2 separate regions of the Mus musculus genome follow, and region 2 is linked to region 1. The links are chromatin contacts, found by Hi-C or POLR2A ChIA-PET in ENCODE. All regions are on one chromosome and are shown on one strand. Each heading gives the region's core, a stretch centred on a gene start or an enhancer-like site at or near the end of the contact. The rest is flanking DNA. Distances are from core to core; before and after follow the strand shown.

Region 1 (5,155 bases), core at 2,327-4,826:
ACTCAGTAGCTGGGTTTATATGGGTTTACATATGTATATGTATGTGTATGTATATGTATATGTATATATATATATATATATATATATTTATATATATATATGTGTGTGTGTGTGTGTAAAATAAAATATATATAAAAATTCTAAGGTGTGTATTTCAGGTGCTGTATTTACAACAGGTCATTTTGGTTCTGGTGAATCTAACACAAGATATATTAAACACCTAAACACCACAAGTCAATTAGTTACAGCAACCACTGAAGAAGAAAGCAAAGGAGCTGCACAGAGACATGATTCTAGAACTCACACAGTAACAACCAGGGACAGGACAGGACAGGAAGGACGCCCGAACCCTCAAAAACCAGTCAGACAAACAAACAAACAAACAAAAGGATCTTAAGTTGTTTTACTTTCTTTGTTGTTGTTGTTTTGGTTTTGATGTTGTTTTCTTTTTTTGTTGTTGTTTTTTTTTTTGTTGTTTTTTTGTTTTTTGAGACAGGGTTTCTCTGTGTAGCCCTGGCTGTCCTGGAACTCACTTTGTAGACCAGGCTGTCCTGGAACTCAGAAATCAGCCTGCCTCTGCCTCAGGAGTGCAGGGATTAAAGGCGTGCACACCATGCCTAGCCTGTTTGGTTTGTCTTCTTGCTTCCTTTTTGCTCTCTGTGGTGCTAGGCACTGACAGCTTTAAATGTGAGGCTCTACCATTGACCTGCATATCCTCCAGCTCTTACTACACCCTACTGACAAAACCTCACAAAACTGGATTTTGCCAGGCTGGATTGGATGAATGGTTACAGGCCTGCTCTAATGCTGAGAGAGGTACCCGGTAAACCAACTACACCCCATCCCTACCTCCCCTCTCCTGATCCACTAGCCCAGGCATCCTCAAGAACCCAGGACACTCTCTCCTGTTGTAGGTACCACCATCATGTGGGGTCAACTCTGAAGGCGACTCAGTAACAGGTGAGATGCACAGCTGCCAGCAAGTAAGACATTCCATTCTACCACAAAGGTGAAGCAAAATACAAAGCTGCCTGCGCTAGAGCAGCCTGCAGGGAAGGTAGCAAGAACAGGAGTCAAGTCTGATGGCAAGGCAGACTGAAAGCATTGACAGAGGTGTCACTGGTTCCAGAACAGGTTTCCCTGGAGATTCCTCACACTAACAAGGATCTTTCTTTTCCTTCCTTCCTTCCTTCCTTCCTTCCTTCCTTCCTTCCCCTCCCTCCCTCCCTCCCTCCCTCCCTCCCTCCCTCTCTCTCTTTCTTTCTTTCTTTCTTGGTTGTTGTTGTTTTGTTTAAGCTATTACTTCAAGTATGGGTTCCAGTTCTCACCTGATAATTTAACAGCATGGGAGAAACCGGTCTGACCGGTTCCCAGAGGTCCACTTACCTAGGGCTCTATCACCTAGGTGATGTGTGTAAAGCCTGGAGCTAGCCTGGCAAACTCAGATTCAAGGTTTAGCCCCCAAGGCCCAAGCAGTTAGCACCACACACACACACACACACACCCACCCCCCCACCCCCCCACCCACCCCCGTCTCTGACACGTGCCCGGGGTTTGGAGCAGACCTGGGGGGTGGGGGGGGAGCCTCACCTAGTCCTGCCACGCTGCTGTGGTTCTCCAGCATCACCTCCTTGTAGAGGGCCCTCTGACCAGAATCCAGACACTGCCACTCCTCTCGAGAGAAGTGCACAGCCACGTCGCCAAAGGTCACCGCCTCCTGTAAGGACACACACCAACATCCCTATAATATGGTATACCTCAAACAGGTATGGTATACCTCCAGCAGGACTGGATCCTTTTGGCTCTTAAACCTTATGAGAAAAGAAGGGACTTAATCCAAAGGAGTGACCTTATGCCCCTCCCCACTGAACAGACACAGCTAAACTCTGGTCTGGGCGGACATTTATTCACCCCCTCAGGGACCAGCCTGGCCAGAGCCACAGTAAGGGTCAAAGCTAGGTATGCGATCAGGCCCAGTGGAAAGGGTAGGATGTGGGGGCTTGACAGGAGTGGAGAGGGAATACAGGCAGCAGCCAGGCTCCCTACCATGAGATCTGGAGGGTGGGATCCGCTTGTCCTGAGTCAGACACCTGTGAGAAATCATAACGAGATCAGAGGTCAGAGGGGAGGAAGCTCCCCAGTTCCCAGGGTGACTGGAGGGGCTCTGTACCCCACTGCTTCTTTACCACCCAAGCCAGACGCACAGACACACCAGACTGGGCAAAGGCTGATATTTGAATATCAGCTCCTGAGCCTTCTTGTCTGTGTTGTGTGGGAGTAAGGGCTGGAGCCATGATGTACAGCTGCGGCAGGTGTGTGTGTGTGTGTGTTGTGTGTGTGTGTGTATAAAACACACCTTTAGTCTCTGAGTTCGAAGCCAGCCTAATCTACAGAATGAGTTCCAGGACAGTTAATGCTACTCAGAGAAATCCTGTCTCGATAAACCAAAAAATAAATGAATGAATGAATGAATAAATAAATAAATGGCTGCCATAGGCCACACATTCAACTGAACAACGAGGGAGACTTCATGGGACATCTAGTAGAAAGGACAACTAAGATCACATCAACAACAGTGCTGAAGTACGGGGGGACTAGTAAAGTGTTTAAATGAGAAACGCTGGTAAAGTTTAAAGGATGCCTTCCCCCAGGGACCTAGGCCAAGCTGGTGGCTGAGGTAGGAAACGCACTTCAGGATCTGAAAATGGGACCAAGTGAGCCAGTGTGTGAGCCAAAGGAGAGAAGATAAGGAAGAGTTAACTGGAGGCAGTAGCAGTCAGGTCCAGGAAAAAGAAAAAAAGGCCTTCAGAAGGAAAACAATCCCTGTTCACCTGTACCTAAATTCCAGAACGAGCTACAGCTGCCCTAAGTCACAAGGATGACGACAAAAAAGGATTCGAGAAGTCCCCTTCTGCTAAACCAAAGCCCTTGGGCCCCTCCTTGCACACACAAACACCCACCTTCAGGTCAAAATGGGAGAGAGGAAGCTACTTTCCCAGGTAGCTTTTGGCCCAGGTATCTGGCCACTGGCTAGACTGGCCAATTAGCAGTGAACACTAGAAAAGAATTCTCCTCTCAGACCCCAGCATTTGGACTACCAATGGGAAATCGCGGTCTCAGATACAGAAGAGCAAATCCTGAGATGCCTTCTGAGTCCGCAGGCGTGACCGACTCCAGGTCATTCAGGTGCAGAAATGAGAGAAGAGATAGTCCCAGAAAGTGATTACTCACGAGGAATGAGGGAGGTTGCACCCAGCCCCAGGCCTGGAGGGAAGCAGCCTTGCTCAGGTTCAACACTGGAGCCCGGGAGCAGGCTAGAAGAGCTGGGATGCTCGGCTATTCTACTCCGCTGGGATCACGTCTTCGGCCAGGCATTCACAACAGCACCGAGCCGCCCACGCCTTCCATCCTTTTGGGGAGTAAAAGCCAAGTGTCCCTTGCCCTAAAAACAAGGAAAGCGACTGCGCCTACTCACCTGCCCCGGCGCGTGGTGGATCCCAACAAGAGAGCCACCGGAAAGGGCTTTGCAAGCTTATCCCACTGTGCCCCACCCGGGCGACTTCCGCTCGCTGGCCAGCGCGCCCCGTTTGTTCTCTAACTCCGCCCCCCGCCAGGTTACAGGGGTGGGGGCGGGGCCAGAAGTTGTCACGGCCCATAAAGGGCTGGGCTAGAGACTGAGAGGCAGGGCCGGGAAGTGTGGCTGAAGGTCACCGAAGGCCAGGCACGACCAGGAGGCGGGGCCAGAGGATGCATTTCTGATGAGAAAGAGCCTACCCAACCACAGTCTCACTACCAACCCCAAAAAGCTTTACCAAAGGCTTTCCCTTACCAAAAATCCCTTTGGGTCCCTGAACCTTAATGATAAGAGTCTTGAGGAGAAGCCGGGTGTGGTGGCGCACACCTTTAATCCCAGCACTCAGGAGGCAGAGGCAGGTGGATTTATGGGTTCGAGGCCAGCCTGGTCTACAAAGTGAGTTCCAGGACAGCCAGGGCTACACAGAGAAACCCTGTCTCAAGAAACCAAAAAAAAAAAAAAAAAAAAAGCTGGGCGGTGGTGGCGTACGCCTTTAATCCCAGCACCTGGGAGGCAGAGGCAGGAGGATTTCTGAGTTTGAGGCCAGCCTGGTCTACAAAGTGAATTCCAGGACAGCCAGGGCTACACAGAGAAACCCTGTCTCGAAAAAACAAACAAACAAACAAAAAAAAGAGTCTTGAGGAGAAAGTACATCTTAACTTCTCAAGAATGCCAGCTACTAGCCGGGCAGTGGTGGCACATGCCTTTGATCCCAGCACTTGGGAGGGAGAGGCAAGCGGATTTCTGAGTTCGAGGCCAGCCTGGTCTACAGAGTGAGTTCCAGGACAGCCAGGGCTACACAGAGAAACCCTGTCTCGAAGAAAAAAAAAAAAAAAAAAGAATGCCAGCTACTGAATAAACCTGATTTTTTTCCTGTCAATTCTCCTTGCCCTAACATGTTCTTCAACTGTCAGAGAGCCTAGGCCTTTAGATTCTAGTAACAAGGAAACACTAGCATAGAGAGAGGGAGGTTGGCAGAACTAAGTGAAGGATGGAGTCACTGGTGATAAAGAAAATGTTTCAAGGAGGATAGAGGGCCTATTGTATCTGCACTACTGAGCGGGTGTGAGGGGAGAGGATATAGTCCTTGGAAAGTGGCAAAGAGGGAGCTATGAGAAAGGAGAGAGTGTGTATGCACATTCACATGCGTGTGTGTGTGTGTGTCTGTGCCTTGAGTGTGTGTATGTTTGTGGTTTGTGCATGTATGTGTAAATGTCTATGCTGTGTATGTGCTATTTGTGTGTGTGTGTGTGTGTGTGTGTGGTATATGTGTATGTGTCTGTGCCGTGTATGTGTGTATGTGTGTGGTATATGTGTATATGTGTGTGCCATGTGTGTATGTGTGTATAATATATGTGTATATGTGTGTGCCATGTATGTGTGTGTGTCTGTGTATGTGTGTATGTGGTGTATGTGTATATGTGTGTGCCGTATGTGTCTGTGTATATGTGTGCTGCCCCTTGATTTAAGTTTTTTTAATCTCCCATCTGAAGGCTTTTGGAGTCACATGATCATTATACTATGTCCAAAGTGAATGAAAAAAAAAAAAGGAAATAAAAAGAAAGGGACCTGTCTGCTCCT
Region 2 (5,155 bases), core at 1,293-3,792, 46 kb before region 1:
CCTGCATGCAGTACCCATAGAAGACCAGAAGAGGGCGGCAGATCCCTGGAATTGGAGTTACAGGTTGTGTACTTATATGGAAGTGCTGGTACCTGAACTGTTTACTTGGCAGATCCAGTGCTCCTAACCACTGAGTCTCCTCTCCAGCCTCCCTGACTCCATGTTTAATGGAGGCGTTAGCCTCAGACTGCCTTCTCTTTGTGAGCCCACATGTAGACCAGAAAGCCTTTTCTGATAAGAAAGCCTGGGCGCTCTTCCTTTGGCTTTCCTAACCAGTGAAGCCATAAGACCCTCTGGTCCAGTCTTAGAAACAGCCGTGCAGATGGTTGTTTTAGTTGGCTGCCATTGCTTTGACAAGCGCATGGCAAAGGAAACTTAAAAAGGGTTTCCTGTGGTTCAAAGGCCAGGTACAGTCCACGATGGTGGGAAGATGTATGCATGCGTTTGAGGCAGCTGGTCACATTGCATCTGCAGTCGCAGAGAGGACAGCCATGCATGCTCAGACTCGGTTCAGCCCTCCTCATTCAGTCAAGAATCTAACTCATGAAACACATTTAGGGCGGGTCAGCCCACCTCAACTTAATCTAGGCAATTCCTTACAGACATGCCCAGAGATTGGTTCCCATGAAGGCGAGAAGATCAGCCATCAGACTACCTTAGTCAAGGTCTCTTTGTTCTTTCAAGCAATTTTGGACCCATGTAGAGAGAGACATGCCTGACTCTCCCCAGAGAGCTCAACTGTATCAATGATGTATATATCCATACCCTCCAAAATATTTTTAGCCCCCCCCCCTTCCCTCATGTCTCGTGGACATCCGTGGCCTCTCTATATTGTGACTGCTTTAAAACTAGCTGCCTCGGGGACTGGTGAGATGGCTCAGTGGTTACGAGATCTGACACTCTCTTCTGGTGTGTCTGAAGACAGCTACAGTGTACTTATATATAATAAATAATAAATCTTTAAAAAAAAAAAAAACAGCCAGGCACTTGGGAGGCAGAGGCAGGTGGATTTCTGAGTTCGAGGTCAGCCTGGTCTACAAAGTGAGTTCCAGGACAGCCAGTGATATACAGAGAAATCCTGTCTCGAAAAAACAAAAACAAAAAAACCTGGCCCCCTCTGGGGCACACACACTTTAAAAATCCAAGAACAAAAACCTGGAGGCTCCATCACCCTGATCCACAAGAGCTGTTCTTGCTCCCTATCTCCCAGACATTTCCTCCTCCAGCCCCATGCTTTGTGTGTAGCCTCAGCTGTCCTGGAATTTGTTCTATAGACCAGGCTGGCCCCAAACTCACAGAGATTGGCCCTCTGACTCTGCCTCTGCCTCCTCTGCCTCTGCCAGTATTTTGTAACAGAAGACACGTAACCACTACAATTAGAGAAATAAAAATTGAAGCCATAACGGAGGGTAGGATCGAGTGCTACTGAGATACTATATGCTTATACTAGAGTCCCTGACTTTAATTTCCAGCAGAGAATATGTGTGCATACAGGGCCACTAAGGGTCAGTCTGAGGAGCTGCGCACCACGGTATTTTGTTGTTTTATCTTTTGAAAGGGCTTCTCAACAGGTCAGAACCTGAAGCTTGCCAGTGACTCTAGACTGGCTGGCCAGAGAGCCCTACACAGCTCGGCCTTGTTCCGCCTCCCCTGTGCTGGGGTTCTAAGCAAGCACTATTACACCCAGCCTTTTCACATGGATACGAGTGATTAAACTCAGCCTCGTGCACGTTTGTCAAACACCCAGTCTGTTGTACATTCCTCTAGCCCTGGAATAACTCAATTTTTTTTAAAGATTTATTTCATGTATGTGAGTACACTGTAGTTGTCTTCAGACACACCAGCAGAGGGCATCAGATCCCATTACAGATGGTTGTGAGCCACCATGAGGTTGCTGGGAATTGAACTCAGGACCTCTAGAAGAGCAGTTAATGCTCTTAACCGCTGAGCCTCTCTCCAGCCCCGAATAACTAAATTTCTAAAAGCCTGCTTACACCAAGTGTGGGCAAATACAAACAACAATTGGAACTGTCATACACTGCTAGTCTAGGGAATGTGTTGATGAGGACACAAGACAGACTGGCCGTCCCTTAAGAAGTTGAACACACACTACACTGTAAACTAAACCCAAGCAGCCCGAGTCAGCCTGATGGGTCTCGAGACCAGTGGTCCAGGCTGCCTGGCCACCAGGGAAATCGCTAGAGGGCAAGCACAGATCTTGGCGGAAGTGACCGAAGGCCCTCGGGAGAAGAGGGGCGGCAGGGAGGGGGCGAGGCCGGGAGGCACTCGGATTTGTAGGGACTGCGGCCGCCGCTTCCGCTACAGCCTCAAAGAGCAGGCGCGGTCCGGGTCAGCACGCGGTCTCTCTAGGCACAGCGGAGGCCTACGCTCTCGGTGGCCCCGGGGCGCAGGGCATCAAGTCCTGCAAGAAGAGCTGGAGGCGGACGGCCATCCGATCCTCCCGCGTCCCGGTCCGGGACTTGGGGTGGGGGTTGGGGGTGGGGACCTAGGGGCGGGGTCCCCTGAGATTGACGACTGCGCAGACGGGGCGGGACGGCCCCTTTGTCTTAGGGAGCCGAAGCTGCCGCCACAGGGCGAGAGGTTGCGGCAGATGGTGAGTGGCGCTCTGTCGGCTGCGCGGGACCCTCTCCTTCATCCGCACCCAAAGCTCCGCGCCCTCGCGTATGCCAGCCCTTCCCCCCGATGGATGGCTGCGGCCGGGCTGCTGACCCAGGCTGCACCCTCCGGTCCCTCGAACCCTCCAGGCCCCTCCCCGGGACCCTTCGCGGTGGCTCCCGCTAGCCCGGTCCGGAGTTCAGACGGTTCTGATGTGCATACGGTTTCCTACTGGTTGGTTAATTTGGTTTGGCTTGGGCAGTGGATGAGGTTTTGTCTGGTGAAATAACCGCGTCCCAGACTGCCCTGGAAGTCCTGGGTTCGCACGATCCTCTCCCATAACCCGGACTACAGTCAGGGCCACCATACAGCATTTTAAGTCCCATGCATCCTCAGCAGCGAAGGACATTTCTTGTCAAACTGAAGGTGCTCCGCTCTGCTCCCCATTAGCCCAGCTTCTTCTTGGATTTGTTTTATTTTTCTGCTGTTGCTCTCTTGTTACTTTGCAAAGGCCCCTTTTAATGGATGACAACTTCTCTAACGTGGCATTTTCTTGTTTAATTTTTTTATATGTATTTATGTGCTTTGCCTGCGTGTGTATCTGTACTGTATATCATGTGCATGCCTGGTGCCAACGGAGGCCAGAAGAGGGCATCGGGTTCCCTGGAATTGGCTGTGAGCCGCCATGTGGGTGCTGGGAATCAAGTGTGGGTCCTAGACGGGGGAAAAAAACGTGTGCTCTTAACCGCTGAGCCATCCCTCCAGCCTCCACATGTATGGCTCAGTTAGACACCTGAATCTGGATGTGCTGATGAGTGCTGCCATCCCCATCTCTGCCGCTTAGTAGCTTACTTGGTGAGTTCCAGGCCAGTAAGAGACCGTATTTCCCCGCCCCCGCCCCCCCCCCCCCCAATGGTGAAAGGTTTCTAAGGAATAACACCTAAGGTTGTCTGCTGGCCTCTATGTGCTTGCTGATGTGTAGGTACGCACGCACACACAGGAAAATTGTATACAATAATAGCTCCCTTGTATGTGGGCGATGAAGTATGGGCACAGCTGTATTCTCTAAGGCCAGAGAAGGACATTGGATGTCATGCCCACTGGCCCATCTCCCCAGCCCACAGTAGTTCTTTTAAATGTTACTCTGCCTAGCATCCTGACATAGTGAATGCATAGTGACACTAGAAGCAGTTTCCTGTGGAGCTCTCTAGAATGATTGGAATCAGGCACTCCTACTAATGCGTGTGGACATTCCTGTCACTAACATAAAAGGAAGGTTCCCCTGAGCTCCACTATAGAGATACTTAAAGCTGGGTGGACATTAGTTCTGATATTTTGCACACTGGGGATTTCCTTGTAGGGGACACAGAGAAGTGGAATGGGACTAACAGGTTAGAGCTAATAAGCCACCTTACCACCATATAGGTGACCAGTCCCTGGGGCTTTCTTGCCATACAGATGTTTCAATTTCCACCTCTGCGTTTGTCTTTTAGCTGTTTGCATTCCTGGTCAGATTGACCACCAGCTTGTATTCTTTTTCTGTATGTTAAAAACACACTTCCCTATGGGTTTTTTTTTTTTTTTTTTTTTTGCTTTCTTGTTTGTTTGTCTGTTTTTTACTCCATTGAGAAAGTGTCTTCTTTGATTTTATTTACTTATTTTACAACTAGAAGGATCTTGGTATTGGTTTTGTTTTATGGGCAAAATATTTCCCATTACAGTATTTTGGCTTCTTGCTGTGTTTTAAGGGGCTTCCTTACTTCAAGATTATTTTTCTAAATAATCCGATTTTGTCTGGTACTTGTAGAGTACTGATTCTATATGGAATTTATGTAGATAAGGGATGAAATTAGAATCCAGCTTCTCTCCTCTCCCCCTCAATCGTCCCCACTAACAGTATCTGTTGGATACTTTATCTTTTTGCTTACTTGAAAACGCACCGGTGTCTTACACTAAATTCTTCCCTGTGCTCGGGCCTATTTGGGGAGGAATCTTGTGGTTCTCAGATGTGTCTATTTTATTTTGTGTGTACAGATGTTTTGCTTGTGTGCATGTCTATGTACCACATGTGTACAGTTCCTGAGGAGACCAGCAGAGGGCGTCAGATATCCTGGAACTGGAGTGACAGATGGCTGTGAGCCTCCATGTAGGTGCTGGGAATTGAACCCAGAGTCTCTAGAAGGACAGCCATTGTCTCTGCCCCTATTTTGGGAGTTTCAGGTGGTTTTGATGTGCATAAGGGTTTTTTGTTCAGTTGTGTGGTTGGTTGCTAGCTTTTTGAGACAGGGTTTCTCTGTGTAGCCTTGGCTAGCCTGGAAGACATCTATCTCTGTAGAGATAGATGTCTGGTGTCAAACTCACAGAGATTCACCTGTTTCTGCTTCCCAAGTGCTGGGGTTAAAGGCGTGTGCCACTACTGCCCAGCATACATTAGGTTTCTTATTGGTTGGTTAATTTGGTTGGTTAATTTGGTTGGACTTGAGGTGTGGATGTGGAGTTTTGTTTGGTGAACTCACCCAGTCTTTTTTTTTTTTTTTAA

Evidence for each region. A loop is a pair of places that touch in the nucleus more often than their neighbours do. ChIA-PET counts read pairs that join two places held with the same protein, here RNA polymerase II (POLR2A).
Region 2: POLR2A ChIA-PET joins it to region 1 with 22 read pairs in embryonic stem cell. The contact joins the promoter of Zfp647 here to the promoter of Zfp7 in region 1. A Hi-C loop is called at or near these places in 1 of 37 maps with a recorded cell type or tissue (Patski). POLR2A ChIA-PET finds 5 or more read pairs at or near these places in 4 of 5 experiments (Patski and embryonic stem cell).

Annotation. Positions count from the first base shown.
Region 1 is chr15:76,877,674-76,882,828 of GRCm38, reverse strand. It overlaps Zfp7 (zinc finger protein 7), which reads right to left and starts at 3,576. Exons shown (of 5, transcript NM_145916.3): 1 at 3,476-3,576; 2 at 2,047-2,090; 3 at 1,591-1,717. The coding sequence starts at 2,049.
Region 2 is chr15:76,922,835-76,927,989 of GRCm38, reverse strand. It overlaps Zfp647 (zinc finger protein 647), which reads left to right and starts at 2,542. Exons shown (of 5, transcript NM_172817.3): 1 at 2,542-2,614.